Regions from separate parts of the Homo sapiens genome. Here region 1 is linked to region 2. A link is an interaction called in ENCODE POLR2A ChIA-PET data of the cell type or tissue named here. Cell type or tissue: OCI-LY7. All regions are shown on one strand. Links, peaks and the distances in the headings refer to the core of each region. The heading gives the core; the rest is flanking DNA.

Evidence for each region. Peaks named below come from ENCODE experiments on the same cell type or tissue, not always from the same donor. Only the 100,000 strongest peaks of a DNase experiment are listed, where the experiment ranks them.
Region 1: POLR2A ChIA-PET joins it to region 2 with 9 read pairs; 4 of 35 experiments call an interaction of 5 or more read pairs at or near these places.

Annotation. Positions count from the first base shown.
Region 1 is chr2:60,739,506-60,754,877 of GRCh38, forward strand. No RefSeq gene overlaps it. Among named protein-coding and RNA genes, the nearest start is that of PAPOLG, 9.1 kb to the right of the region's middle. RefSeq lists an enhancer at 2,657-3,620. In OCI-LY7, for the core only: no CTCF peak of the experiment used is centred there; no DNase peak of the experiment used is centred there.
Region 2 is chr2:60,894,139-60,909,510 of GRCh38, forward strand. REL (REL proto-oncogene, NF-kB subunit) reads left to right here. Exons shown (of 10, transcript NM_001291746.2): 3 at 259-407; 4 at 6,854-6,945. Among named protein-coding and RNA genes, the nearest start is that of REL, 20 kb to the left of the region's middle. RefSeq lists a silencer at 13,976-14,270. In OCI-LY7, for the core only: no CTCF peak of the experiment used is centred there; no DNase peak of the experiment used is centred there; H3K27ac peaks cover 733 bases.

The DNA.
Region 1 (15,372 bases), core at 4,891-9,890, 150 kb before region 2:
TTGCAGGTGAGTGGCAACTATCTGAGACTGCTATCATGCGGGCGGCAAAGGAATTTACCAAGACAGTTGTTGGTAAAGAAAGGCAGATTTATTAGAGAAAGTATGAAAATACATTGCAACGGTGCAAGGGGCAGGTCAGCAAGAGAGGGGCAGACTGCAAGGAGACAAAGGCTTGCTGGGGATTTTATAGGATGGTACTGTCTGCTGACAAGGGCTTAGAGCAGTGCTGATAACACCAACGTTGCAATGAGCTAATTAATCTACAGGTGTCTTGTGATAAATTGGATATAGGAGGGCTACATATCCTGGACCATGAAGAAAGGCAGACCAACAGGTTATCTGCTTTCTCTTTCTGCTTTCTTTTGGTCTTGCCAGCCTGACTCTTTTTCCCTAGATAGGACTCCACATTGCCCAGGCTGGTCTCCAACTCCCGAGCTCAAGCAATCCTCCCCACTCAGCCTCCCAAATGCTGGTATTACAGGCAACAGCCCCCGTACCCGGCTTTTTTTTTTTTTAAGTCAGGGTCTCACTCTGTCACCCAGGCTGGAATGCAGTGGTGCAATCACTGCTTGCTGTAACTTTGACCTCCCCCAGCTCAGGCTGTCCTGCCTCAGCCTCCTGAGTAGCTGGGACCACAGGCACGCACCACCACATCTGGCTAATAGTTTATTTTTAGTAGAGACAAGGACTTACTATGTTGTCCAGGCTGGTCTCAAATTCCTGGGCTCAAGCGATCCTCCTGCCTCAGCCGCCCAAAGTGCTGAGGTTATAAGCCTGAGCCACCGCAGCTGGCCTAAAAGAAGTTCTTAAGCTTCTCTCAGATACCCTCCCTGGGATTTTGAAGGGTAAGGGAGAGCCCCTGTGGGCTTGAGAAATGAATGTCACACATCACCCAGGCTTGAGGTCCTGAGAAATGTCATTACACCCCTGGGACCTCTGAATGCATCTTCATGCCAAGGCATCAGGATGAAGTTCTTTCCTCAATGCCTTAAATATTTCTTCAGTGAGGACCTCCTGTCCCCAGGACTGTTTTAGGAGCTGGCAGCACAATGATAAAGAAAGAAGCCACTGTTCCAGAAGGAACTCACAGTGGAGAGAGGCGTCTATAAACTTGTGAGAGTATCATCCAGAGGCCATAGGGAACATTTAAAAATGTGAAGGCAAGAAGTATTGTGATCAGGTTTGCACTCCGGAAGTCCTCACTATGTGAAAGCAAAGCTAGCCTTGTCCCTTACTGCCGGGAGCAAGGCATAGTCAGCTGCAATTTGTGTACAAAATCTCCATTACAATGTATTAGACCTGAGGGGGATTTCTCTGATACGAGACCTCTTTGAGAGAGAATCATCCAGGCTAGGTTTGTTTCTGTATACACCAGGAAGCATACACTGAAGAAAACCTGCAACAGAATGGAGTTCGTTTTCCTCAGTTAGGAAAACAGGATGAGGAGTTGAAGTAGCAACAAACTCATCTTCTAATGAATTTACTTCAAATTCTTTTTCTTTTTTTTTTTTTTTTTTTTTTGAGACGGAGTTTCACTCTTGTTGCCCAGGCTGGAGTGCAATGGCGCAATCTCGGCTCACTGCAACCTCTGCCTCCCGGGTTCAAGTGATTCTCCTGCCTCAGCCTCCCGAGTAGCTGGGATTACAGGCATGTGCCACCAAGGCTGGATAATTTTTTGTATTTTTAGTAGAGATGGGGTTTCTCCATGTTGGTCAGGCTGGTCTCGAACTCCTGACCTCAGGTGATCCACCAGCCTCGGCCTCCCAAAGTGCTGGGATTACAGGTGTGAGCCACCATGCTCAGCCTACTTCAAATTCTTAATTAACTTTCACCATTCCAACAGACAAACTAATTTGATTCCCTAACTATGAGAAATGGCCATAGCAACATCCTTTGTAAAATGTTTAGAAAATGTCAGATTTCTTAAAAATGCAAGGAATAATCCAGTCCAGGTGGCACTTGCCTGTAATCTCACCTATCCTGGAGGCTGAAAAAGGAGAATCATTTGTGCAAGGCTCTTGTATGGATTCGAACCCTCAGAGGGCACCAACAAACACGAGGTGGTGTGGAGCAACACACTGTTTTAATGAGCACCTCAGTGCAGGTGGGCTGAGGCCTAATATGGCGTCAGCACCAAAAGAGGACGGGGCAGGGGTTTTATAGTCTCCTGTAATCAGGAAGTGTCTCAGTCTGAGGTAACTGCTACGCAGCACCCACACAGCCTCTCTCCCGTCTTCGGGGGTTCGTGTCTTTCGGCCAGCTCTCTTCCTGCTTCTGCTATCTTACTGACGCATGCTGCTGGCACAAGTGGCCTTGCGCCTTGGGACTGGGCCTGAAGAGGGAGGAGTTATTCATTCCCTTAAGCTTTCAGGGCCCGGAGAGAATCTTTCAATTTGAGGCCAGGAATTCGAGGCTGCAGTGAGCTATGATCATGCCTGTGAATAGCTACTGCACTCCCACCTGGGCAACATGGTAAGACCCTGTCTCCAAATAATAATAAATATAGGCCCGGCTCATGGCTCAAATCTGTAATCTCAGCACTTTGGGAGGCCAAAGTGGGTGGATCACTTGAGGTCAGGAGTTTGAGACCAGCCTGGTCAACATGGTGAAACCCTGTCTCTACTAAAAATACAAAAATTAGCTGGGTGTGGTGGTGCACACCTGTAATCCCAGCTACTCGGGAGGCTGAGGCAGGAGAATCGCTTGAACCTGGGAGGTGGAGGTTGCAGTGAGTCGAGATCACACCACTGCACTCCACCCTGGGCAACAGAGCGAGACTTTGTCTCAAAAGAAAAAAGAAAAGTCCTACAACAGTGCTTAAGCATTTTCACAGTAGGCCTTCCTGGAATCCAGAGCAACAGCAGTAATTCCTGGTAGGACTGTCTTTTCCTGCACCATAACCTACATTGGACATAGAAACTGTACACCTGATTGATTCAGGGAATCAAAGTAATAAAACTGCCAGTGACAATGCAGCCAAGTGATTAGAAGAAAGCTGGTTGAAAATTTAAACACCCTTTTTACTCATTAATCTCCAACCACTGAAGACAAACAAAAAGCAAAATTAACATGATTGTAAACTAAGCACTTGTGTCCTGTGGCTAGTGTTTTGGCCTGCTGAGAGAGAATGAGTTGATCAAAGCAAGTGAGTCCGCTAAGAACTGTGGGACCAGTGCTGCTTCGGGGAGTGCACAGCTAGGAACCATTAACCAGCATGTTTCAGGAATAGGTGAATACCGTAATTAATCTCGGCTTCAATTTGGAGGGAAGCAGAAAACCTACCTCCCTGTCCACTGAGTTTATACATTAATCCCCTGAGTTCTGGGGGAAAGTTTTAACATTGGAATAAAGACTTTTTCTGCCCTTCCTAATGTGTGGAGAACAAACGTTTGAGAAGGATGACTGAGTTCCTTAACTTCAGTAGTTAAGATGCCTCCTAGGAAAGCTGTGGATCGCTACCTTGTTTGGTTTGACGCATCTAAGCTCACAGAGCAAAGGCTCTTCCAATGAAGTTAGTGGGTTTTTTAATGCAAGAAAACAGGGAGCCTCACCTTACAAACATAAATCATGAAAATCCAGAGACTTGGAAGTTTTTCTGAGGGCAAACTCATCTAATCAATGGGCTCTTGAATTACTTAAAGCATATCCAGGACTTTACCGTTCTAGGTACAGGAAAATGAATAGATACCTGACTTTGCACCAAACTTTAAGAAAAAAAAAAAGCTACAAGTTGTACAAACATCTGCACCAGCCACGGAAATTTCATATTAGAAACACAGGAAGCTGGGCGTGGTGGCTCACACGCCTGTAATCCCAGCACTCTGGGAGGCCAAGGCAGGCGGATCACGAGGTCAGGAGATCGAGACCATCCAGGCCAACATAGTGAAACACTGTCTCTACTAAAAATACAAAAATTAGCTGGGCATGGTGATGCACACCTGTAGTCCCAGCTACTCGGGAGGCTGAGGCAGGAGAATTGCTTGAACCTGGGAGGCAGAAGTTGCAGTGAGCCGAGATCGCACCACTGCACTCCAGCCTGGGGACAGTGAGACTCCGACTCAAAAAAAAAAAAAAAAAACCCACAAAAAAACCCAGGAATTTATGCTAAATTAAACCATGCTGAATGAACTGGGTAACAAAATAAAAACCAAACCACGCAAGGGAATCTTTCCTCGGAGACAACAAATTATCAACGTAAACCAGAGATGCTACAAGGTGCCCTCTGACATCCATAACATGGAGTGGTAGAGGCCTGTCAGATCCCAGGGCCTGGGTTCGGCCTATGCTGAAGTCCGAGGGGAGTGGGTGGATGAGCAGAAAGAATACTCAGGGGGCAGTAGGCAGGTGAGAGATGATTTTATTCAGCGGCGGCTCTCATCAGCAGCTTTCTCACACTGTCTCTCTCACACTGTCCACCCTGTCTCAGCTACTTGAGCTGGCAGCTCCCACACACAGGTATGACCAGCTCTCCTTTGCCTTCAGGGTCAGCGGCTTAACTTGTTCTCTCCCTGGGCACGAGCAAGCTGAGCTATGTCCTGGCTCCCTCCTATCTGTCTACAAGACAGACAGCTTTGGCTCTCTCTTTCTCTCTCTCTCTCTTTCTCGGCCACGTCAAGCCATGTTGAGCCAAACTGGGCCCCAAAGCCCCTGTACAGCATTAGCAGGGCAATTACACCTTTTACAGACAATAGTAGCTCAGAGCCAAGTACGAACTTACACAAAGGTCATATAACAAGTGGAGGGCGTGCCAAACTTGCTGGGTCATCCAAGGCCTATCCTTGACCAAAGCACATCCATATACCTTACCGTCCACCCCCTAGGCCAAGAGAGACATAGGGTTTGGGCACACAGGCCCGGTACACAGGCTTGACACACATAAGCTTTGGGCACAGAGGCCCAATATACATACACAGGCTTGACACATCAGACTGTCATACAGGCCTTAGACAGAGGCTCTGGTCACACAGGCCTATTACATACATAAGCTTCAATAAATTGCCTATCATCACAGATTACCATAGCTGTCACCCTCTTGGAGATTATTCACACTGCCCTGAGTTTAGCTCATTAGCTACTCTGTCTACACCTGGTATCAAACCATATGGTGTTAGTACTAGGCTGGACTGCACCAGGAGTCCAGGCAGCAATAGCACCCCAGCTAGACTTAGCATTGTACCATGCCTATTAGGAATGGGAGGATGCCCTTACTAATGGTGAAGGCTCAGGATCAAGGAGTGCCTCAGGCCCCATGACCTTATCTTGCATCAGGACTACAGGTCCTAAGGCTTCTTGTAACTCTGCTGCTAAGGGACTTGTACTCAGCATATTCTGCTGTTCTAAGTAGGCAGCCCACTTCACTAAAGTAGATGTCTGTGTTGTCCCAGTCCAGGGGATCATTACCTATGAACACACCCATCCTGCTACCAGGTAAGTTGTCTGCACGACAACTGTAACCCATCCTGCTATGTTCTTATGAGCCTGAAGGGCAGCATATGCAGTCACTAACTGCTTCTTTATTAATGAACACCGGAGCTCAGCTAACAGCTAACAGCCCACTGGCGCTTCCAAGTGCTCCATGCATTGCTATAGACCCTATCCAAAACTATCTGTGGTTACATGTATATCTACATGAATGTGGTTACATGAATGGGCACCCTTGGTTTACTACCCAGAAAAGCTGTCTCAGCCTCATTATCCCATTCTCAGGCAAGAAGGGTGCTACTGCTTCTAAACCTGCAAGAAAATCAGAGGTTGGCATAACATTATTGATAGAATCATGACGCATGGTGGGGCTATACATATAGCCCTGCGGCAACACTGTAAAAGTCCATTGTTGCCCTCCCATGAAGGCATACTGTTCCTGGCTCTCGGTGGACTGTCCCAGTTCCATTGTCAAGTGGTCCATCAAGTCCGTGACAGACAGCACAGCTACTAACCTGTGCAAAACATCCACCCCAGAATGTCTTCGGGTATGGAACAGACATACACAGTGCCTAAGCAGAGAGCCAAGCGGCTGAAGCCAAGATGTAGAGATACAGGTTTCACTTTCACTGACCAGTCTTCATAGCCGTCAATAAATGTGGCTCTGCCCAGAAACTTACCCAGGTTCAGGGACCAGTGGATTGCCAAGTCCACAGGTAGCTCTGGTTGTCCAGTAACCCCTCAGCCATGCATCTTGGCCAGTCTCTTATCAAACAGAAAAGGCTTTACACTTCTGCCTGACTGCAGCAGGTACTCTCTAAACTGGAACGCTCAGGCAGGAGCGGGTTGCACATTGGGAAGAAGGAATGTCCTTCTCCTGAATGATTTGCACTAAATCTGTATATGACTGCCGACATTACTTGCCTCACCCCCACAACTCAGCAGGGGCACAGACACCACAGGAAATGTGCTTCACCACGGTAGTGGGGTGTGTCTCTCGGCCCACTCTTGGGGCCTAACAGCTGCTCATGCCATATTTCCTGGCAGACCACAGGGCTAGCCTGCCACAGAGGTTCTTCCTCCTTCCTGCATCCCACATGGACTGGGCATGCACTTCCTGCCGCACAGTCACAAATGCCCATCTGACTCTGCCGGTAAAGGCATGCTTCTTCTCAGTGCTGTGTAATTCCAGGTGCTTCAGCGCCTTCTCCACACTTGCAGGGGACCCATCCATTGCCTCCCATGTTTCCACTGGGGCTCATCCAAGCACCACTGCTGCCACCCAGTTCCACAGCCCATGCCACGGCCACATAGCCAACTCAGGAGCCCTCAGGGGCTGAAGACCCACTCATCTCATCCCATACTTGTCAATTTTCAGATCCTGGGGTCCGGGCCCAGCCCATACTGAAGTCCGAGGGGAATGGATGGATGAGCAGAAATACTCAGGGGGCCGTAGGCAGGTGAGAGATTATTTTATTCAGCAGTAGCTGTCATCGACAGCTTTCTCACGCTGTCTCTCTCACACTGTCCACCCTGTCTCAGCTGCTTGAGTTGGCAGCTTCCACACACAGCTGTGTGGCCGGCTCTCCTTTGCCTTCAGGGCAACAGCTTGTTCTCTCTCTCGGCACAAGCAAGCAGAGCTGTATCCTGGCTCCCTCCTGTCTGTCTGCAAGACGGACACCTTTGGCTGTCTCTCTCTTTCTCTGGGCCCCAGAGCACCTGCCATGTCAAGCCATGTTGAGCCAAGCCGAGCCCTAAGGGCTCCTATACAGCATTAGCAGGGCAATTATATCTTTTACAGACAACAGTGGCTCAGAGCTAAGTATGAATTTACACAAACAGGTTATACAATAAGTGGAGGTGTGTGCCTGCACACCAAACTCAACTGAGTCAAGTGGGCCGGACGTCTGCCTCAGCCTATCCTTGACCAAAGAACATTTATATACCTTACACTCTACCCCCCTGTCACAGGGGGCTAAAAGAAAAGTTTGTTGACAGTCCTTTTAGGAATTGCAACACTTGGATGTCCTTTCCTCTTCTGACACCCTTAGTGGTGGTTCTGAGGTCTCAACGAGGCACAAATTAGCCATCTAAGTATAAAACCTTAAAGGAGAGAGTCCTTTTCCTAGCAATCCTACTCACATTAGAAACATGGCTTCAGCTATCACTCTACCTTCCCCATTCTACTCTGCTCCTCCCTCACAATTTTATAAGAATTCTACTACATTTCTGAGATTTCACTACTGCCAGCTTTATTCTTTTTTATTTTATCTGGATCTGATGTCCTACCATTAAAATTTTTATTGGGAGTCCAGGTGCAGTGGCTCATGGCTGTAATCCCAGCACTTTGGGAGGCTGAGGCAGGTGGATCACTTGAGCCCAAGAGTTAGAGACCAGCATGGGCAACATAGGGAGATCTCATCTCTACAAAAACTAAAAAACTAAAAATAAATAAAAAAAATTAGCCTGGCATGGTTGCACATGTGTGGTCCCAGCTACCCTTGGAGGCTGAGGTGGGAGGATTACTTGAGCCACGGAGGCAGAGGTTGCAGTAAGCCATAATCACACCACTGCACTCCAGGAAGACCTTGTCTCAAAAAGAAAAATTGGTTGGGGATCCACATCAATTTCTGACAACATCCAGCTCAGCTCCTATTTGTTCAAAATCGACCAAGTAAGACCAGACATGAATCCTCTTGGAGCCCATTTAACAATATGTATTTTTCATTTTATTTGGGTTGTTCAAAGTGAGTAGGGATTCCCTTCATGGTTGCCACCCATTGTGCAACAGGGCTTGGGATGAATTTCACATGGTCATTCAGCTTGAGTTAAGGAACAGGCTTTAATGGAGAAACATACAAGCCAAGGGTCACCAAGAGAGGACATAGTCGCAGACTCTCCCATCATCCCAGAGGGTTGCTAAGGCTATGTGCTATATGTGTTCCAATGGAAGGATGTGTGCCCCCTGAGATGACACCCTCTTAAAATGTGTCAGAATGTGGACACAGAGACTATTTAGAGCCAGCGTGGCTGAGTTTAGCTGCCAGCTGTTTAGTTGTCTGGGAAAGCCAGCAACCCAGCAGAAAGCCATCCTGGGAGAAGCTAAGTGCAGGCTCCCTCCTGTTGATAGAAGGGGAGACCTTAGCCCCACCTGGCACAACATGCAGGCAACCCTAGCACTAGCTCCCAAGATTGTTTTTGGAGGATCCTACTGTCAAGTAGGATCACCACGCTTTTCTATTCATTCTTTAAAAAGTGCTCACAGCCCACCATATTGACCTGCTAATGACCAGTGCAAGCAATACCATGCTACAATAATCTGCCGAAAAAAAGAAATTCTCCAAGTCAATGAAAGAGTCCAGAGATGAAAAAGTTTCAATGGAGTAATTGTATAACATTCAGACACATCAGAATATTTATTAAGTTAGTGAGGGAGAAGGCAAGGTAGACATAGTCTATCAGTTGGGGCAAAAGATGGAGAAATGATGAGATAAAGGCAGATATAAGAGAGAAAATAATAGTTGAATTCATTCAATGAATATTTATTGAGCAGCTGTGCTAAGTTCTGAGGATGACCCAGTGTACAAGACTGAGATGGTCCCTGTCCTACAGACAAGTAAACAACCCAGTAGATAGTTACAAAAGTTAAGATAATTTTTTTTTTTTTTTGAGATGCAGTTTCACTCTTGTTGCCCAAGCTGGAGTACAATGGCATGATCTCGGTTCACTGCAACCTCTGCGTCCCCGGTTCAAGCAATTCTTCTGCCTCAGCCTCCCAAGTAGCTGGGATTACAGGCATGAGCCACCATGCCTGGCTAATTTTGTATTTTTAGTAGAGATGAGGTTTTACCATGTTGATCAGGCTGGTCTCGAACTCCTGTCCTCAGGTGATCCCCCTACCTTGGCCTCCCAAAGTGCTGGGATTACAGGTGTGAACCACCACGCCCAGCCAAGATAATAATTTTTAAAGATTTTTCTCCATGAATTACTTGTACTAACATTTTAACATTCTTCCATGTTGCAATTCTGTTTATCTGAATGAACTTTTAAAAAATAAAAGAGCCAATGAATGGAATAGAAGCAGTAATACTTTTTATAGCAGAACAACAACAAAAAAGAATGTATCTAATCTTTAAAAAAATACTCAGAAAAAAAGAATGTTTAGCTTGTTCTGTACACATTTCTAGGAAAAAGGCCTAATTTGGAGGAATTTTTAAACTTCAAAAATAAGAATTTCACTGGGCACACTGGCTAATGCCTGTAACCCCAGCATTTCAGGAGGCTGAGGTGGGAGAATCACTTGAGGCCAGGAATTCAAAACTAGCCTGGGCAGCATGGCAAGACCGGTCCCTACTAAAAATGAAAAAAAAAAAAATTAACCAGGCATGGTGGTGTGCACCTATAGTCTTAGCTACTCTGGAGGCTGAGTCAGGAGAATCTGAGGCAAGAAGATCGCTTGAGTCCCAGTTGTTAAGGCTGCAGTGAGCCATGATCATGCCACTGCACTCCAGCCTGGCCAGCAAAGCAAGACCCTGTCTCAAAAAAGGAAGAATCTTTACAATGTCTAAGATACAACAGCTAATAATAAAACATCTATCAAGCTCTGAAGAAAATGTTATCATGTAGTAGAAGGGCATTTTCAAATAAGCCAGAAGAAAATGTATCCCTTTTCTGAATAAGCTGCCATTCTAGAGCAGGAAATGATCAAAAGAAAAAATTCAAGAATAGGAAAGTTGTAGCTGGAAGAGATTGGCAGTGAGCACTGAAAACAGTTCATCTGTAGAGATGAGTGTTGATAATTAGTTATATATACATATACATAGTTATACCAATAGGAAAATGGACAAAATATATGAATAGGCAATCCACAGAGTAAGAAATATAAATGGCTGGTAAAATATGAAAGATATTCACCACTGGTAAAATATGAAAGATGCTCACCTTTCACCACTGATGAGGGATCTGCAAGTTAAAATCACAAAGAAATAGCATTCTCCAACCTGTCAGATTGATTTTTTAAATTTTTAAAAACTACTGGCTGGGCTCCGTGGCTCACACCTGTAATCCCAACACTTTGGGAGACTGAGGCAAGCAGATCACCTGAGGTCAGGAGTTCAAGACCAACCTGGCTAACATGGAGAAACCCCATTTCTACTAAAAATACAAAAATTAGCTGGGCATGGTGGCAGGCGCCTGTAATCCCAGCTACTTGGGAGGCTGAGGTGGAAGAATCGCTTGAACCTGGAAGGTGGAGGTTGCAGTGAGCCAAGATCATGCCACTACACTCCAGCCTGGGCGACAGAGTGAGACTCTACCTCAAAGAAAAAAAAAAATTAATAGAACCAGCCGCTTGACAGAGGCATTTATTGGCCAAAGTTGGGACGATTTTAGCATCAAAAGAACAATGCCTGTAACAAATTGAAACACACTGACTATATAAAAATCCATGAGTCGGGCCAGGTGCGATGACTCACACCTGTAATCCCCCAGCACTTTGGGAGGCAGAGGTGGGCAGATCACTTGAGGTCAGGAGTTTGAGACCAGTGTGGCCAATATGGCAAAAACCTATCTCTACTAAAAATACAAACTTAGCCAGGCATGTTGACACATGCCTGTACTCCCAGCTACTCAGGAGACTGAGGAGGGAGAATCACTTGAACCTGGGAGGCGGAGGTTGCAGTGAGCCGAGATTGTGCCATTGCACTCCAGCCTGGGCAACAGAGCTAGACTCTGTCTCAAATAAATAAATAAATATCCCTGTGTCCATAGAATACTTAAAAATTAAAAAAAGAGGAGGAGGAGTAAAACAAGCAAGCAAATAAACGAAAACTTTTCTACAGGTGGCCATTCCACCAAGTTCTTATCTGAAAGGGGAAAGAATTAGGTTATTTGCAGTAACCTATTGCGGAGTAGCCTAATAGCGCAGTTGATGAGCAAGAGCCCTTCTTTCCTGAAAAAGGCTAGCTATCAATGTAGACAGAATTGAAAAAAAAAAAAACACAATTTGCAATCCCTAGGGAAATAATTAATTAAGCCACGAATTGTCAATGGATGCTGAAACAATTAGGTGAAAGGTTGGGGAGCTGTATATTTATCTGGTGCTAAAGTTATCACCCTGCAGTTTACTAAGGAGTTCTAAGATGATTGTCACCACACAGACCCAGTGATCAATCTTAATATCATTAATAATGGGATAAACAGAGCTTCACTATGTGCCTTCCAGTATGATGCAGTATTTAGCCTGAATCTAATCAAGCCTTTAGATCCAACTTCCATTAATAGAAAATACTGAGGTTATTGTTAAATGACACCACAAGGAAACAACCAGAAACATCTAGAAGTTGGAACATTCTAAGGAAATACTAGTCTACTCTCTACAAATCAATGTCACAGGAAAAATAAAAAGCTAGGGAGAAAGTCTGTTCTAGATTAAAATATATTTCAGGATGTTGATAATGGAGGAGGCTATGCATGTCTTGGGGGAGGCAGCACATGGGAAATACTTGTTTTTTTCTCAATTTTGCTATGAACCTAAAACTGCTCTTAAAAAATAAAGCCCCTTTTTTTTTTTTTTTTTTCTGAGACAGTCTCGCTCTGTCGCCCAGGCTGGAGTGCAGTGGTACAGTGGTGCGATCTCAGCTCACTGCAACCTCCACCTCTCGAGCTCAAGCAATTCTCCTGCCTCAGCCTCCCAAGTAGCTGGGATTACAGGCACCTGCCACCACGCCCAGCTAATTAAAAAATACTTTTAAGGAAAAAAAAGCCATTTCAGAGACCCAACAACCAAATGCAATCATACTTCTTGATTGGATCACACTATAAACAAGCTTGGTGCAAAAGATATTTGGGCAACAAGTGGAAATACTTGAGTGTATTAATATTATTATGGTTGTACAGGAAAGTGTTCTCATTAGATATGCATATCAAAATATTTAGGAGTAAAATTTTATGTGTTTACTTAAAAAGATTTCACTGAAAAATGTGTGAAACATGACCAAATGCTAAAAAAATTCTACATGATGGGTATATGGTGTTAATTATATTATTCTCTCTACTTTTTCTGTATATTTATAGTTTTTTTATAAGCATAAAAACTTTTTTTTTAAATAGAGTTGTGGTTTTGCAGTTGTCCAGGCTGGTCTCAACTCCTGAGCTTAAGGGATCCTCCTGCCTTAGTCTCCTAAAGTACTGGGATTGCAACCATAAGCCACCACAACCAGCCAAATTAAAAAGTTGTTTTTTGGGTTTTTTTGTTTGTTTGTTTTTGAGACGAAGTTTCACTCTTGTTGCCCTGGCTGGAATGCGATGGCGAGATCTCGGCTCACCGCAACCTCCGCCTCCTGGGTTCAAGCCATTCTCCAGCCTCGGCCTCCAGAGTAGCTGAGATTACAGGCACCCACCACCACACCCAGCTAATTTTTTTGTATTTTTAGTAGAGACGGGGTTTCACCATGTTGGCCAGGCTGGTCTCGAACTCCTGACCTCAAGTGATCAACCCACCTCGGCCTCCCAAAGTGCTGGGATTGCAGGTGTGAGCCACTGTACCTGGCCAAAAGTTGCTTTTATGGTTGGTTTTTTGTTTTTTGTTTTGTTTTGGTTTGGTTTTTTTTTTGAGACAGTATCCCTCTGTTACCCAGGCTGGAGTGTACTGGCTCACTGCAACTTCCACTTCCGGGTTCACTCAATTCTTGTGCCTCAGCCTCCCAACTGGCTGGGATTACAGACGTGCACTACCATGACCAGCTAATTTTTGTATTTTTAGTAGAGGTCAGGTTTCACCCTGTTGGCCAGGATGGTCTGGAACTCCTGGCCTCAAGTGATTCACGCGCTTCAGCCTCTCAAAATGCTGGGATTACAGGCCGGAGCCACCACGTGGAGCCACCATATCCAGCCATAAAAAAAAAAAAAAAAAGATATTTGGCCAGGTGCAGTGGCTCATGCGTGTAATCCTAGCACTTTGGGAGGCCAAGGAGGGTGGATCACATGAGGTCAGGAGTTTGAGACCAGCCTGGTCAACATGGCAAAACCCCGTCTCTACTAAAAATACAAAAACTTAGCCCAGCGTGGCAGTGGGCACCTGTAATCCCAGCTAGTCGGGAGGCTAAGGCAGGAGAATCGCTTGAACCCAGGGGACGGAGGTTGCAATGAGCCAAGATCGCGCCATTGCACTCCAGCCTGGGCAACAAGAACGAAACTCTGTCTCAAAATAATAATAATAATAATAATAATACCCAGTATTTGTGAATGTTTGAGAAAACAGATCATCACATACATATTGGAGCATATACTGGTATAAACTTCTAAGAGGACAATTTCAAGTATATAAATTTTATTTTACAATATACATGTCAGCGGGGCGAGGTAGCTCGCGCCTGTAATCCCAGCACTTTAAGAGGCCTAGGCGGATACATCACTTGAGGAAAGGAGTTTGAGACCAACCTAGCTAACATGGTGAAACTCCATCTCTACTAAAAATACAAAAATTAGCCAGGTATGGTAGCGCGCACCTGTAATCCCAGCCACTGGGGAGGCTGAGGCAGGAGAATGGCTTCAACCCAGGAGATGGACATTGCAGTGAGCCAAGATCACAGCACTGCACTCCAGCTTGGGCAACAGAGGGAGAGTCTGTCTCAAAAATAAAATACAGGCCGGGCACGGTGGCTCACGCCTGTAATCTCAGCACTTTGGGAGGCCGAGGCAGGCGGATCACCTGAGGTCAGGAGTTCAAGACCAGCCTGGCCAACATGGCAAAATGCTGTCTCTACTAAAAATACAAAAATTAGCTGGGCATAGTGGCGGGCACCTGTAAACCCAGCTACTCAGGAGGCTGAGGCAGGGGAATCACTCGAAACCGGAAGGTGGAGGTTGCAGTGAGCTGAGATCACATCACTGCACTCCAGCCTGGGCAAGAGATGGAAAGGAGGGACAGACGTCCGCTCTTTTTTTTTATGCGCATGGGTTAGTTTTGTCATTTGAAAATTTTTAACTTAACAAATACAGTTACAATATACACTGCAAATAAGAAAAATGTCCTTATTGAAATTGGGGTTGGGAAAAATACAGTATCCTTATTGAGATGGGGGTTAGGGACTGTCATTAAATCCCAGGTAGATTAACAAAGACAGGAAAATGGGAAGAAAAGCAATTGATTAAAACACCGTGGCCGGGCATGGTGGCTCACGCCTGTAATCCCAGCACTTTGGGAGGCTGAGGCTGGCGGATCACGAGGTCAGGAGTTCAAGACTAGCCTGACCAATATGGTGAAACCCTGTCTGTACTAAAAATACAAAAATTAGGCTGGAAGCGGTGGCTCACGCCTGTAATCCCAGCACTTTGGGAGGCTGAGATGTGCGGCCAACATGGTGAAAGTCCATCTCTAAAATACAAAAAATTAGCCAGGCGTGGTGGCGCACGCCTGTAGTCCCAGCTACTCGGGAGGCTGAGACAGGAGAATCATTTGAACCCAGGAGGCAGAGGATGCAGTGAGCCAAGATCATGCCACTGTGCTGCAGCCTAGGTGACAGAGCAAGACTCCATCTCAAAAATAAATAAATAAATAAATAATAAAACACTGCTTGGCTGGGTGTGGTGGCTCACATCTGTAATCCTAGCACTTTGGGAAGCCGAGGTGGGCGGATTACCTGATGTCAGGAGTTTGAGACTAGCTGGCCCACATGGTGAAACCCCGTCTGTACTAAAAATACAAAAATATAGCTGGACGTGGTGGTGCATGCCTGTAATCCCACCTACTCAGGAGGCTGAGCAGAGATCACGCCACTGCACCCCAGCCTGGGCAACAGAGCGAGACTCCATCTCAAAAAAACCTCTGCCTCTCGGGTTCACGCAATTCTCCTGCCTCACCCTGCTGAGTAGCCGGGATCACAGGCGCACCACGCACCCAGCTAGTTTTTCTATTTTTAGTAGAGATGGGGTTTCACCATGTTGGCCAGG
Region 2 (15,372 bases), core at 4,546-9,545:
TTGAAAGGAAAATAAGCCCAGTCAAATGATATGACCAATTGAAATTAGGGCAGAAAATATGTCAAGAAACTGAGAGGTAAGTTTTTCTGTACTGGTATTCTCTGGAAAGTTTCATCTAAACTGCAGTTGTTCGTCAGCTGGATTTTATTTATCTAGTGCCAATTACATTATAATTAATGTAAATTGAATTCTCATTTAGTAGATCAGTTTATAATGCAGTCTATTTGGATCATGTATTTAATTTCCCCCTTTTTTCAGATTATGAACTATTATGGAAAAGGAAAAGTGAGAATTACATTAGTAACAAAGAATGACCCATATAAACCTCATCCTCATGATTTAGTTGGAAAAGACTGCAGAGACGGCTACTATGAAGCAGAATTTGGACAAGAACGCAGACCTTTGTTGTAAGTACACAGTTACAGACATCTTCAGAAATAAGATAAGACATAGGATGTTCTGTTTCTTCTCCATGACAATCTGTTACTTTTTAGCAGAATAATTTTCTCATTCTACTTCTATTTACTGTATTTTACACTTACATTTTTACTATTTGCATTAGAACTACCCTTTCATTCTTTATTAGTAGACACATCTTATGATAGTTAGCAGGAAGACATTTTTATTGTTATTAAAAGTAAACGTAAACTTCTTGTATACTGTGATTTCCTTTCTTGGGGTGGACAGTTTTTGAAATAATTATTCACTCTGTCTTTTTTTTTTTTTTTTTTTTTTGAGATGGAGTTTTACCCTTGTTGCCTAGGCTAAAGTGCAATGGCGCAATCTCGGCTCACTGCAACCTCCACCTCCTGGGTTCAAGCGATTCTTCTGCCTCAGCCTCCCGAGTAGCTGGGATTACAGGCATGCACCACCACGCCTGGCTAATTTTTTTGTATTTTTAGTAGAGATGGGGTTTCTCCATGTTGGTCAGGCTGGTCTGGAACTCCCGACCTCAGGTGATCTGCCTGCCTCGGCCTCCCAAAGTGCTGGGATTACAGGTGTGAGACACCGTGCCTAGCCTCTGTCTTTTCATTTATAGTTAACTTATTATTATTATTATTTTGAGACAAGGTCTCGCTCTGTTACCCAGGCTGGAGTGCAGTGGCATGATCTCGGCCCATTGCAACCTTCACCTCCAGACTCAAGTGATCTTCAGCCTCAGCCTCCTGAGTAGCTGGGACTGCAGGCATGTACCACCATGCCCGGCTAATTTTTGTATTTTTTGTAGAGATGGGGTTTTGCTTGTTGCCGAGGGTGGTCTTGAACTCCTGGACTCAGGCAGTCTGTCCACCTTGGCCTCCCAAAGTGCTTGGGATTACAGGCGTGAGCTGCTGTGCCACGCCCATTTACAGTTAACATAAAAATGCCTGGATGTGAGAAAAATCAACTGGAAAACTCTAGAGTTATTATTTAGAAAGTGGCAGGTTATAGAATTAACATACAACAATAGTTCTAAGATAAAAATAGTCATGTAATACTTCATGATAGTGAGGCTACCAGAAGATGGGCCCATTCATCATGTTAGAATGTAAATTAATAAAGACGTCTGGTAGGCAATTTAACTACATGGCAAAAGCCTGAAAAATATTAATGCCTCTTGAGCCAGCTGTTCCACTTCTAGGAGTTTAGCCTCAGAAAATAATTAAGTGTGTTCAGACATTATGCTCTAATGCTGTTCATTGCAGTTCTCTTTGTAATGGCAAAAAGCTAGAAGCAATCCAAATAGTAAGCAAAGGGGATTAATTAAATAAACTGATACATTCATGCAATGTACTCCTGTACAGCCTTAAAAATCATATTGCCAATATGTCTATTGGTATGTAAATATAGTCACAATATATTAGATAAATAGGTTTTCTGTTTTTTGTTTTTTTTTTTCTTTTTGAGACAGTCTTGCTTTGTTGCCCAGGCTGCAGTGAAGTGGTGTGATTTCGGCTCACTGCAACCTCCACCTCCCTGGTTCAAGTGATTCTCCTGCCTCAGCCTCCCATGTTAGCTGATATTACAGGCATGTGCCACCATGCCCAGCTAATTTTTTGGTATTTAAACCATTAGAGACAGGGTTTCACCATGTTGGCTGGGCTGGTCTCGAATTCCTGACCTCAGGTGATCCACGTGCCTCAGCCTCCCAAAGTGCTGGGATTACAAGCGTGAGCCACGGCACCTGGCCAGATAAATAGGTTTTAAAACAATATGTAAAGAATAATTTTATTTTTGTTTAAGATAAATTTATACATATACATGATGTGTATATGTTAATACTAAGGTATTAATAGTAGTTGTCTGGGTGGGTAAGATTGTAGGGTTTTATGTTTTTCTTTTAACTTATATTTTATAATTCATTTTTGTAATGAACATGTATTGGCTTTTGGGGAAAAATGAACTAATGGCAACAGAAAAGAGATTAATAGTCTCCACATATATTAGTAATAACCATTTAGAAAAAAATACTTTAAATGCTCCTCTTACAATAATAACACAAAAGAAAATATCTAGTATTATACACACTTGGCAAATATTTGTCTATATTACTTGACCTCCCAACAACATTTTACACTGTGATCACTCCTTACTTGAAACATTTTTATTCCTTGCTTTCTGTGAAAACAAACTTCCATTTTACTTCCTGCTTTTCTGGCTGTTCTTTCTTAGTTACAGGCAGTTAAATTTTTGGACCACCTCACTTATTGTCCTAATAATGCTCTTTATGGCTGTTCCAACTCTCTCCCCAATTCAGGATCCCATTAAGGATTACACACTATAGGTAACATTATATTTAACATGAATAACATGAATAATATTTTCATGTTAACATGAAACATTTTGGGCAAGAAATCTATAGAAGTGATGCAGTATAACTCTAAAAATATCCCTTCAGTTTTTTACATTATTGGCGATATTATCTTGGCATTCTATTATAAAGAAGAACTTTCCCTTCCTCTCTTTCTCCATTTAAAAAGTATCACTGTAAACTCATGCATTCTTGTATTTAATATATTATAGTTATTCTGTTATTCTTTTGATTTTCAAATTGACCCAGATTTGACTAATGCAAGCCTCTTCAAACTGTCTCCTGTGTTTTTTTGATATGCCGTCATCTTTCTTTGAGCACTTTTTTACTTTCTGACAAAATGAAATGTTCAAGACTTGTGCTTTTCTTTTTTCTTTTTTTTTTTCCTTTTTTTTTGAGACAGAGCCTTGCTCTGTTGCCCAGGCTGGAGTGCGGTGGTGCGATCTCACCTCACTGCAACCTTCCCCTCCCAAGTTCATGCAATTTTTGTGCCTTGGCCTCCCAAGTAGCTGGAATTACAGGCGTGCACTACCACACCCAGGTAATTTTTGTATTTTTAGTAGATACGGGGTTTCATCATGTTGGCCAGGCTTGTCTCAAACTCGTGACCTCAGGTGATCCTCCTGCCTCAGCCTCCCGAAATGCTGAGATTACAGGCATGAGCCACCGTGCCTGGCCAACTTGTGCTTTGCTTGCCCCAGCCCTGAAGTCATCAGCTTTTTCCAGAGATTCTTGGTTCCTTCTGGTGGGGAATGGTAGTAAGTCTGATTGCCTTCTCAACATATTCCCTTAAATGTCTCAAAAGTACCTTAAGTAGCGGGGCACAGTGGCCCATGCCTGTAGTTACAGCTACTCAGGAGGCCAAAGCAGGAGGATTGCTTGAGCCCAGGAGTTTGAGTCCAGCCTGGGCAACAGAGCGAGATTGTATCTCTTTAAAAAAAAAAAAAAAAAAGCACTTCAAATAGAATATTCCCCAAACGTGATTTTACTGTGATCATATCTCTTTCCCCTCATAACTGGTCTTCTTCCAATGTGCCGTATGTTAGTGATTGCGATAAAAGACCTATAGGTGTCATCTCTGACATTCCTCATCCAGGTGTACACATTGAATCTACTAACAGTTACCTTCTCAACTGGTTTTGAATCTATCCACTTCACTCAGTGAAATTCATCACCGTCATACTACCACTATAGCCTAAACTGGGGCTGCTGGAATAACCTCCTGACTGGTCTTGCATTAACCATTTTGTACCTTTTCCAAACCCTCTATCTTTCCTCGCTTTAGCCAGTGTGATCTTTTAAAATACAAATGAAATTGTCTTTCCCTTGCTTAAAACATTTTAATGGGTTTATTTGGCTCTTGGAATAAAGACAGCATTCCTTCTATATAGCCTATAAGGCCCACATGACCCACCTTTATTTCTAGCCTTCTATTAAACTCTGCTTTCCTTAATTTTTATACTCCACTCACAATGCCTTCCTTTAGTTTCCTCTGTTTCCACTGCTCTTTTCTAGGGGTCTTTGTGTGGCCTGTTCCTTTTGCCTGGAAGTGTTTTTCTTCTGTTCCAGCATAGGCTCCCATAACATCATGTATACCTCCTTCATAAAACTTGTTATGATTGCAGTTTAGCATTTGTGTATGTGTGATTATTTAATGTATATCCACTTGACCAGAGACTACCAGACTTTTTCTGTAAAGTACTAGATAGTAAATGTTTGGGGTTTTGCAAGCTGTATGGTCTCTGTTGCTCAGCTCTGCTGTTGTAGCATGAAAGCAGCCATAGATAATATGTAAACATCAGTTTGGCTGTGTTCCAATAAAACTTTATTTGCAAAGACAGACAAGATGTTGGATTTGGTCCATGAGTTACAGTTTGCCAATCTTTCCACTAGACTGTAAGCTTCTTGAGGAAAGGGATTGTATATCCCCATTACTTTGCAGAGTTTTTGGTATATAGTACGAACCCCAAAGCTTGTTGAATGTCTGTGAATGAATGAATGAATAATTGATTCAAACAATCTCTTGATCCTTCATTTCAGAATTTCAAAAATTACCACCACCCCTAATATTCCGTGAATAGCAGTCAAATATGAGATTATTCAGATGAAACAAAATGAAGTAATATAAATGTATTAATATGAAGAATTCTATAAAATCTTTTACCAAAGAAAAAGAATCAAACCAAGAATCTTTCAAAGAAGTGGAAATACTTTTGAGGAAGAGGATTATAGTTGCAAGATTTCAAGAAAGGATTAAGAATTCAAGATTTAGCTGACCAAGCATAGTGGCTCATGCCTATAATCCGAGCACTTTGGGAGGCTGAGGCAGGTGGACTGCTTGAGTCCAGGAGCTTAAGACCAGCCTGGGCAACCTGGTGAAACCCTGGCTCTACAAAAATACAAAAATTAGCCAGGTAGGGTGTCATGTACCTGTAGTCCAGCTACTCAGGAGGCTGAGGTGGGAGGATCACCCGAGCCTGGGAGGCAGAGGTTGCAGTGAGCCGGTATGGTGCCACTGCATTCCAGCCTGGGTGGCAGAGTGAGATCATCTCAAAAAAAAATGTTTTTTAAGATTTATTTTTGTAGTTATTGGAGGCAGAGGAAGGAAATGTGAAAGATATTTTAGATGCTAGCAAAATTGTAGATGTGAAGAACATGAGCATAAGACAGCATGAGTATGGAGACAGGCAGACAAAGTAGCCTCCGGTTGCAAGTGCCATGTGAAGTTTGAACAATAGTAATGTTATTATAATTGAGTTTTGCTTCCTTATTCACGCCCACCCAATTTTACTGATGTCATGGTTTTTCCATGTGGGAACAAGTATGACTGGTGGTGGTGGGGGAGTTCCCCCCACCATCGTCTATGCTACACATATGCAAATTAGTAGTATTTGTAGCTATTGGGAAGTTTTTCATAAATGACATTTTGAAACTTGTTAAATATTGTTAGCATTAAACTTCTTTCTAATACAAAAACATTTTAGTAATTTTTTATGATGAATGGCTATAACTTTATATAATGTGGCACAAAACATATTCTACTGCTAATAACAGTGAATTCAGGGCTCAAAAAGCAAATCTCTGTGGAGCTAGGCAAGCAGCATAAATGAGTGGTGTGGATCAAGTGTAGGAGGACTAACAGGCACTGTAGCAAACTAAAGAGCCCTGAATAAATGGGGCTTAGTCCCTAGCCTGTTGTTTCTGTGCCAACCTAGTATTGCCAGGTCTTTAAAATGTACAAGAGAAGCCGGAAATCCAGATGTTCATATGCAATTACCTGATTTCTAAATGTAGATAACCTGTGCAGATTTTTAAAAATATAGGCAACACTTTTGTGAGCCTAGCAAAACATACCTGTGGGCTTCAACCTGTGAACATCTCTTTACAGCTTTTGCTTTACATTATCAAACAGACTTTATTGATTTGATTCTGAATTTGTTTGGGAGGCAAATTTTACCATTTAATATTGCTTTACTGTTAATCTATATTTTGGTATGTTTGACATAGGCATATTAGTAATTGTAAAACACTGTATGTTAAAATGATATAGTATATATTATTTTTCTTTTAACAGTTCTTAGAAGTACAACCCCACTTCTTTTTTTTTTTTTGAGGCAGAGTTTTGCTTTTGTTGCCCAGGCTGGAGTGCAATGGCGTGATCTCGGCTTACCGCAACCTCTGCCTCCCAGGCTCAAGTGATTCTCCTGCCTCAGCCTCCCGAGTAGCTGAGATTACAAGCATGTGCCACTATGCCTGGCTAATTTTGTATTTTTAGTAGAGACGGGGTTTCTCCATGTTGATCAGGCTGGTCTGGAACTCCTGACCTCAGGTGATCCACCTGCCTTGGCCTCCCAAAGTGCTGGGATTACAGGCACAAGCCACGCGCCCAGCCATATAATCCCACTTCTTACTCTCTCATCTTTATCAGAGCAATTGGAAGCACGTTCATGCTTTGGTATGTACAACTGACAGCATGATAACTTCAGTATTGCTATATGTTTGATTTTTGCAATATTCCTTGTGTTTATAATGCAGTTTTGAATATTGTTTTTTTCCTGCTAGTTTCCAAAATTTGGGTATTCGATGTGTGAAGAAAAAAGAAGTAAAAGAAGCTATTATTACAAGAATAAAGGCAGGAATCAATCCATTCAATGGTAAGTATGTTTGATAAAATCATTTCTATTTATTTGGGTGTTGATTTCTGTTTCTTTTTTCTTTCTCTTTTTTTTTTTTTTTTTTTTTTTGAGACGGAGTTTTGCTCTTGTCGCCAGGCTGGAGTGCAATGGCGCGATCTCAGCTCACTGCAACCTCCGCCTCCCAGGTTCAAGCAATTCTCCTGCCTCAGCCTCAGCCTCCGGAGTAGCTGGGATTATAGGCGCCCACCATCACACCCAGCTAATTTTTGTATTTTAAGTAGAGACGGGGTTTCACCATGTTAGCCAGGCTGGTCTCGAACTCCTGACATCAGGTGATCTACCCGCTTTGGCATCCCAAAGTGCTGGGATTACAGGCGTGAGCCATTGTGCCCAGCTATTTATATCTTCAACCTGTGTTTTAAGTTCTGTGTTTACTTTTCTACTTGTTGACATGTACCTGTATCTGAGGAATGACGTATACTATTTAAAATAGTTTCTTCACAGTTGTTGAAAAAAATCTTATGCACAGAGAGGTTTTTGGTATTGTTGGAGAGTGTCACTGTTTTATATAATAAAACTTCAAAATGTTGTGATCCTTTTGAACATGGCCTTCCTTATGCCACTTCCAGCAGACAACATACACTCCCCCCTTTTGAGTGTTAAATAGGCACTGTGTTTATAAGGTATTGGAGTGCATTTAGCTCAAGGGTAACACTTAATCCCAATGTGGAAGAAGAAGCATAGAAATAATAGAAATCACACAAAGTATTTTCATAGCATATTTGTGTATATGACTAGATATTTACTGTTCAGTGAATTTTATTGGGGATAGCATTTATTAAGTATTTATACTTATGGTACTATCTGCCTCATGCTGTAAGTATAAATGCTTAATACTCCCTGGCTAACTGTTACTTGTAAGCACTCTGTATTGTTTGAATAGATAAGTACTACCACACTAGATGCTGGCATCCTATACTTAGAGTAGCCTCCATTCTGAAGTCTTTGCAGCTACTTAAATATGCAGAAGTCAGGAATTAAATGACTGTAATATTTTCAAAGAATATATTTCTTGGTCATATTTGAGACATCCTTATACTGTTGGTTTGTATTTTTCCTGGATGTATAAAAATAATTTAAGAGATATGTTGATAATTTAAGGAATATATTCACAGGTAATTACTGTTTTATGAACCATAAGATCTGCATCTCTTTAGGTTTTATTTTTCACACTATTTAGTATAAAGCGGAAAGTAAAAGTCACCTTCTTCCCTTCCAGTCTTACCAGGGGAGACTGCTATTAAGTTTGATGTATATTTTTCTAGAATTTTCTTTATACATGTGTAGTTATATGTAGACATATATATTTTATAAAAAAGGAATCATGCTATATATCCTATTCTACTCCTTCATTTTTTTCCACTCAGGAATATACCTTAAACTTTCCATGTCAATACTTACAAATCTGTTTTTTTTTTTAACAGAATATTTTATTGTTTGGGTAGAACATAATTTGTTTATTTAGTCATCTTTTTTTTTTTTTTTTTTGAGGTAGTCTTGCTCTGTCGCCCAGGATGGAGTGCAGTGATGTGATCACAGATCACTGCGGCGTTGACATCCTGGGCTCAAGCGGTCATCCCACCTCAGCCTCCCAAGTTGTTGGTGCACCACCATGCCCATGCCCAGCTAGTTTTTGTATTTTTTGTAGAGACAGGGTCTCGCCATGTTGCCCAGGCTGGTCTCAAAACTCCTGAGCTCAGCAATCCACTTGCCTCGGCCTTCTAAAGTGCTGGGATTACAGGCATGAGCCACTGCACCCGGTCTATTTAGTCTTCTATTAATGAACATGTATGTTGTTTTCATTTTGTTTTAAAAGCTCCACTGAATATACACTGTGAGCTCTTGTGTGATTATTTCCCTAGGATAAATTTTTGGAAGTGGAAAATTTCTGGGTCAAGAGTATGCTCATTTAAAATTGTGATTCATTGCCAAATTAATAGGCCAGACTTTTAAAGAGGCAGGTAAGTCTAGATGCAATATAAAACAAGGAAATTATAAGTGATAGCTATCATTTATTAAGCACTTCTTGTATGTCAGGGAGTAAACGTTAGTGCTTTATGCACACTACTTTATTTAATCGTTGGAACAATTCTGCTTTATGGAAGAGAATGCCAAGACTTTTGTTATTTAACTGTCCCAAATCATGCTGCAAATATAAGTGGCAGACCTGGAATTCATATGCAGGTTCCTTGACTCCAGTGGTAAAGGCATTAAAAAGGAAGATGCTGTCTGTGGAATTTCTTTTTCTTAGTTTTGGCAGCTCAGAATCAGGCTTGTTTTTTGAGATGCCCGGGCTGGAGTGCAGTGATGTGATCACAGCTCACTGCAGCCTTGACCTCCCAGGCTCAGGTGATTCTCCCACCTCAGCCTCCTAAGTAGCTGGGATTACAGGTGTGCATCACCATGCCCAGCTAATTTTTTTTTTTGAGACAGAGTCTCACTCTGTCACCCAGGCTGGAGTGCAGTGTCACAATCTCGACTTGCTGCAACCCTCACCTCCTGGGTTCAAGCGATTCTCGTGCCTCAGCCTCTCGAGTAGTTGGAATTGTAGATGTATACTACGCCTGGCTAATTTTTGTATTTTTATTAGACACAGGGTTTCACCATGTCAGCCAGCCTGGTGTTGAACTCCCAACCTCAAGTGATCCTCCTGCCTCAGCCTCCCAAAGTGTTGGGATTACAGGTGTTAGCCACCACGCCTGGCCAGAGTTTCTGTATTTTTTGTAGAGATGGGTTTTGCCATATTCTCCAGGCTGATTTCAAACTCCTGGGGTCCAGTGATCCGCCTGCCTTGGCCTCCCAAAGTGCTGGGATTACAGGTGTGAGCCACTGGGCCCGACTCAGGCATGATATTAATAGTGAATTCTCATAATGGCAATTAAAATAGTTGTTGGTAGATAGTAAGTGCTTTATATATTTTATTTCATTTAATCCTTATAACAGCCTACGAAATAGGTACTATTAATAACTCAATTTTAAAAATAAGAAAATGGAAGCATAGAAAAGTGAACTCAGGCTTGTAATCCCAGCACTTTGGGAGGCCGAGGTGGGGGGATCACGAGATCAGGAGTTCGAGACCAGCCTGACCAACATGGTGAAACCTTGTCTCTACTAAAAACACAAAAAATTGGCTGGACGTGGTGGCACGCGCCTGTAGTCCCAGCTACTTGGGAGGCTGAAGCAGGAGATTCGCTTGAACCCAGGAGGTGGAGGTTGCAGTAAGCCAAGATTGCTCCACTGCACTCCAGCCTGGGCGACAGAACGAGACTCTGTCTCAATTAAAAAAAAAAAAAAAATTAGCCGGGCGTGGTGGCGCACACCTGTGATCCCAGCTACTCAGGAGGCTAAGGCAGGAGAATCGCTTGAACCCAGGAGGCGGAGGTTGTGGTGAGCCGAGATCACGCCATTGGACTCCAACCTGGGCAACAAGAGTGAAACTCCATCTCAAAAAAAATAATTAAAAAAAAAAAAAATCAAGTAGGCCAGGCACGGTGTCTTATGCCTGTAATCCCAGCACTTTGGGAGGCCAAGGTGGAGAGGATTGCTTGAGCCCAGGAGTTTGAGATCAGCCTGGGCAACATGGTAAAACCCCATCTCTACAAAAATTTTTTTTAATTAACCAGATGCAGGGGTGCACAACTGTGGTCTTAGCTACTCAGGAGGCCGAGGTAGGAAAATTGCTTCAGCCTGGGAGGTCAAGGCTGCAGTGAACGGTGTTCTCACTATTGCACTTCAGCCTGAGCGACGGAACAAGACCCCGTCTCTAAGTAAAGAAAAGGAAAGTAATTTGTTCAAGGTTATATAGCTGATGAGTGGTAGAGCTAGGATTTGAACATAGGGAGCCCCTGACTCTAAGGTCATGGTTTTAACAACTCTACCATGCCGCCTGGATGAATATTGATTTGGGGAAGGAACAATCCTGCCAGTTAATCCTTCCCACTATTTATGTTTCCTGTTGTTGTTTACTTGTTTTTTCTTTGTTTGTTTGTGATGGAGTCTCCCTCTGTCGCCCAGGCTGGAGTGCAGTGGCACGATCTCGGCTCACTGCAAGCTCCGCCTCCCGGGTTCACACCATTCTCCTGCCTCAGCCTCCCGAGTAGCTGGGACTATAGGCACCCGCCACCGCACCCGGCTAATTTTTTGTATTTTTAGTAGAGATGGGGTTTCATCGTGTTAGCCAGGATGGTCTCAATCTCCTGACCTTGTGATCCGCCCGCCTCAGCCTCCCAAAGTGCTGGGATTACAGGCATGAGCCACCACACCCAGCCTGTTTGCAAATTCATTCCTTCCCGAGCCTTTCAGCAGTGGTTCTCAATTTGAATGTGCATAGGAATATCTTAGTACTGTTAAAAATGTAGATTTCAGGCCACACTTCCACTAATTTGATAGGGCTGGTATGGGTCCTGGGAATCTACATTTTAAAAAATATTTTTAAAATAATAACTTATCCGAGTCACATGGCACCAAAGTGTGTTAGCAGCCAAAAGTATCTGTTCGGGTCTGCAGCAGCCCCAATTCTTGCCTCCTCAGGAGACAGAAGGAGAGACCGAGACAAGTTTTAGAGCAGGAGTGAAAGTTTATTAAAAAGCCTTAGAGCAGGAAGGAAAGGAAGAAAAATACACTTGGAAGAGGGCCAAGCAGGTGACTTGAAAGACAGGTGTGCTGGGAATCTGCATTTTAACAAACATCTAGATCAGTATTTCTTAACTCTTTCACCATGACCCACAGTAAGAAATAGATTTTGTTTTTGAGTTCAATATATATACATACACCACACCCTTAGGACAGCGATACCCTATGTATTAGTCCGTTTTCACTCTGCTGATAAAGACACACCTGAGACTGTGAAGAAAAAGAAGTTTAATTGGACTTACAGTTCCACATGGCTGGGGAGGCCTCAGAATCATGGCGGAGGTGAAAGGCACTTCTTAGATGGTGGCAGCAAGAGAAAATGAGGAAAATGCAAAAGCGGAAATCCCTGATAAAACCATCATATCTTGTGAGACTTATTCACTACCACGAGAGCAGTATGGGGGAAACCACCCCCATGATTCAAATTATCTCCCACTGGGTCCCTCCCACAACACATGAGAATTATGGGAGTACAATTCAAGATGAGATTTGGGTGGAGACACAGAGCCAAACCATATCGCCCCACTACATGCAGTGTACTCAATTCTATTCTGTACCTTTCCTTTCCCTTCTTTTTCTTTCTCTCTTGCATTGTTAGTGCTTACCCAGCCCACTAAATTAATTTTACAATCAGTGGTTCCCAAGCTACAATTTGAAAATCTCTATCTGAGATGATTCTGATGCAAGTGATCCACAGAGTATACTCTGAGAAACTTTGATCTGATCTACATGCTGAGTTCAGCTTCTCAAATATGGCCTTTAAAGCCCTTCATAATCTGGAAGCCTTCCTTTCCATTCTAGCTTTCATTCTGTACCTCAGCTTCCTACCCCTCCTTCCTCTACCACTGAGTGCACACATGCACTTACTTGTTTTTGCCGTTCTGAACTATCTGCACTGTTAGAAGAGCCATGTTCTTTCTTACCTCTGTGCTTTTATACATGCAGTTCCTTTGCATGAAATACCCTGATCTGCCTGGTGAATTTTTCTTACTCACCCTCCAAGTTTAAGGATCACATCGTCTTTAAAGCCTTCCCTGACCTTCTCTCTGTTTTCCCAAAGTACCTGTGTGTGTGTGTATATATATATGTGTGTGTATGTATGTGTGTGTGTGTGCGTGTGTGTATGTGTGTGTGTGTATATATATATATATATATATTTTTTTTTTTTTTTTCTTTTCCGAGACAGAGTTTCGCTCTTGTTGCCCAGGCTGGAGTGCAATGGTGCAATCTTGGCTTACCGCAACCTCCACCTCCCAGGTTCAAGCAATTCTCCTGCCTCAGCCTTCTGAGTAGCTGGGACTACAGGCACGCGCCACCATGCCCAGCTAATTTTTTTTGTATTTTTAGTAGAGATGGGGTTTCACCATGGCCAGGCTGGTCTTGAACTCCTGACCTCAGGTGATCCGCCCACCTTGGCCTCCCAGAGTACTGGGATTACAGGCGTGAGCCACCGCACCCAGCCAGTACCTGTACATATTTCTAATATGGTTTGCTATAACTTTGATTACATGTTTTTCCTACACTAAATCATGAAATTCTGGAGGATGAGGACTGTCTTCCTTGTATCTCTGGCACATGAAAGAAGCTTAATTAAAATGTGTTAAAAGGGCCAGGCACGGTGGCTCATGCCTGTAATCCCAGCCCTTGGGGAGGCCAAGATGGGTGGATCACTTGAGTCTAGTTCGAGACCAGCCTGGGCAATGTGGTGAAACCCCATCTCTACAAAAAATTGGCTGGGCATGGGTGCGTGCTGCAAGTCCCAGCCTGCTCCAGAGGCTGAGGTAGGAGGATCACTTGAGCCTATCAGGCTGGGTTGCAGTGAGCCCAGATTGTGCCACTGCACTTCAGCCTGGGTGACAGTGAGACCCCGTATCAAAAAAACAAACAAACTAAAACGGTTGAAAGAATAAATGGACGAACATGTCATATTTGTACTTTTCTTTTTTTTTTTTTTACGGAGTCTCGCTCTGTTGCCCAGGCTGGAGTGCAGTGGTGTGATCTCGGCTCACTGCAAGCTCTGTCTCCCAGGTTCACACCATTCTCCTGCCTCAGCCTCCCGAGTAGCTAGGACTACAGGTGCCCGCCACCATGCCCAGCTAATTTTTTTGTATTTTTTAGTAGAGACAGGGTTCCACCGTGTTAGCCAGGATGGCCTCGGTCTCCTGATCTCGTGTTCCGTCCACCTCGGCCTCCCAAAGTGCTGGGATTACAGGCTTGAGCCACCACGCCCCGCCTTATTTGTACTTTTCTACCAAAAATATCACAGTTGTTTTCCTTACCTGAGATGCCCTGAAAGCCTTCTCAGTTCTCTTAAGTCTGAGATAACATCTTCCTAATTATACGGTATACTCAGCAATTAATCATTGAAAGTTTTGTGTTATCTGTTAGATCATTTGATTCTTCAGGAATTTTCTTAAAATATTAATTTCATGCTACTTGTGGACAGGGTCTGTGATGGAATCTTGTTTCCATTTCACTTTGGCACCTAAACAATGTATTTGTTTTACTGTTATCTCTATCTTCTCAGCTAAGTGCCTTGAGCTATTGAGTTTCCTACCTGCACACAATAGATTCCCCAACTAGTGTGTTTTAAGGCCGGCCTTTATCTTTCTTGCCATTTGTTCTTTAAAACTAAGAAACAGTCTCTAGCAAACGGGGCATAAAGCAGTCTAATACTGTCAAATTTGAGGCTTCAAGTAAAGGATTATTCAAATTGTCTAATTGCCAAAGTCTAAATTGGGTGAGGAATTTAATTAGGGACTCCAATATCAGATTTTAACAGTGTTTACTTAGCTAGAACAAGAGTGGCAGTTAGACTTTGTAGAGGACTCTTAACTGCAAAAGCTGAAAAAAATTTGTAATTATATATCATTTTCTAGTTATGTACTTTGGTAATGAAATGTTAGGATTTCTAGTATGCGGCAGTTAAACTCCATAGAATATCTAAACTGTATATTAAATTTTGTGCAATAAAATTGATTTTGACAATAAAGAATTTGCAATTAAGTTTTATTAGGTAGTTTACTGTTTTCCCATGTAGAGAATCTTGAGTTGTTATGAGAGTAAAAGGCTGCTATACAGTTGAGTTTGGGAAAACTACATTACTTAGTAGTCTGAAAGGGAATACAGTTTAATAAGTAGTCTAACATAGATTCTTATCTCTAAAGTCTGGTCTAATACAAGAAAAAGCCTTTCCTTACAACTGAAAACTTAAAGTTTGAAAAAATGGCTCATGTGTACTTCATTGTCCTTTCTTTATTGCAGTCAGAGTTTTCGAAGCCTTTTTTTCATTACCCTAGGCAGAACTTGTGTACTTTCTTGCTTTCAGTATTCCTTGAGCATATTTCCATTATAAAGTTTTTCATGTTGTATTATATAATTTTAGTTTATGTATCTATTTCTCATCCAGATACTCATCTCACTAAGGTCAGGCATTGTCTTTTCAAATTTGTATCTAACACTTTACTATGGTAGCACATAATAGATACTCAATAAGTATGTTGAAAGGTTGAGTAAATTAATGATATACTTCTAGTATACTTCTAGCACCTTTACTGTTTGCCTGGCACATGAACACTTAAATGTCAACTTTTATTATTATACATAGGGGATACTTTATATACTTTTTAAGTAACAAAAATGTAAATTAATTATAACTAAATTTTATATTTTTCCTTAAGTGAGACTTAGTTCATTTTTTTTTTTTCTATTATTTGTAGAGACAGGGTCTCCGTATGTTGCCCAGGCTGGTCT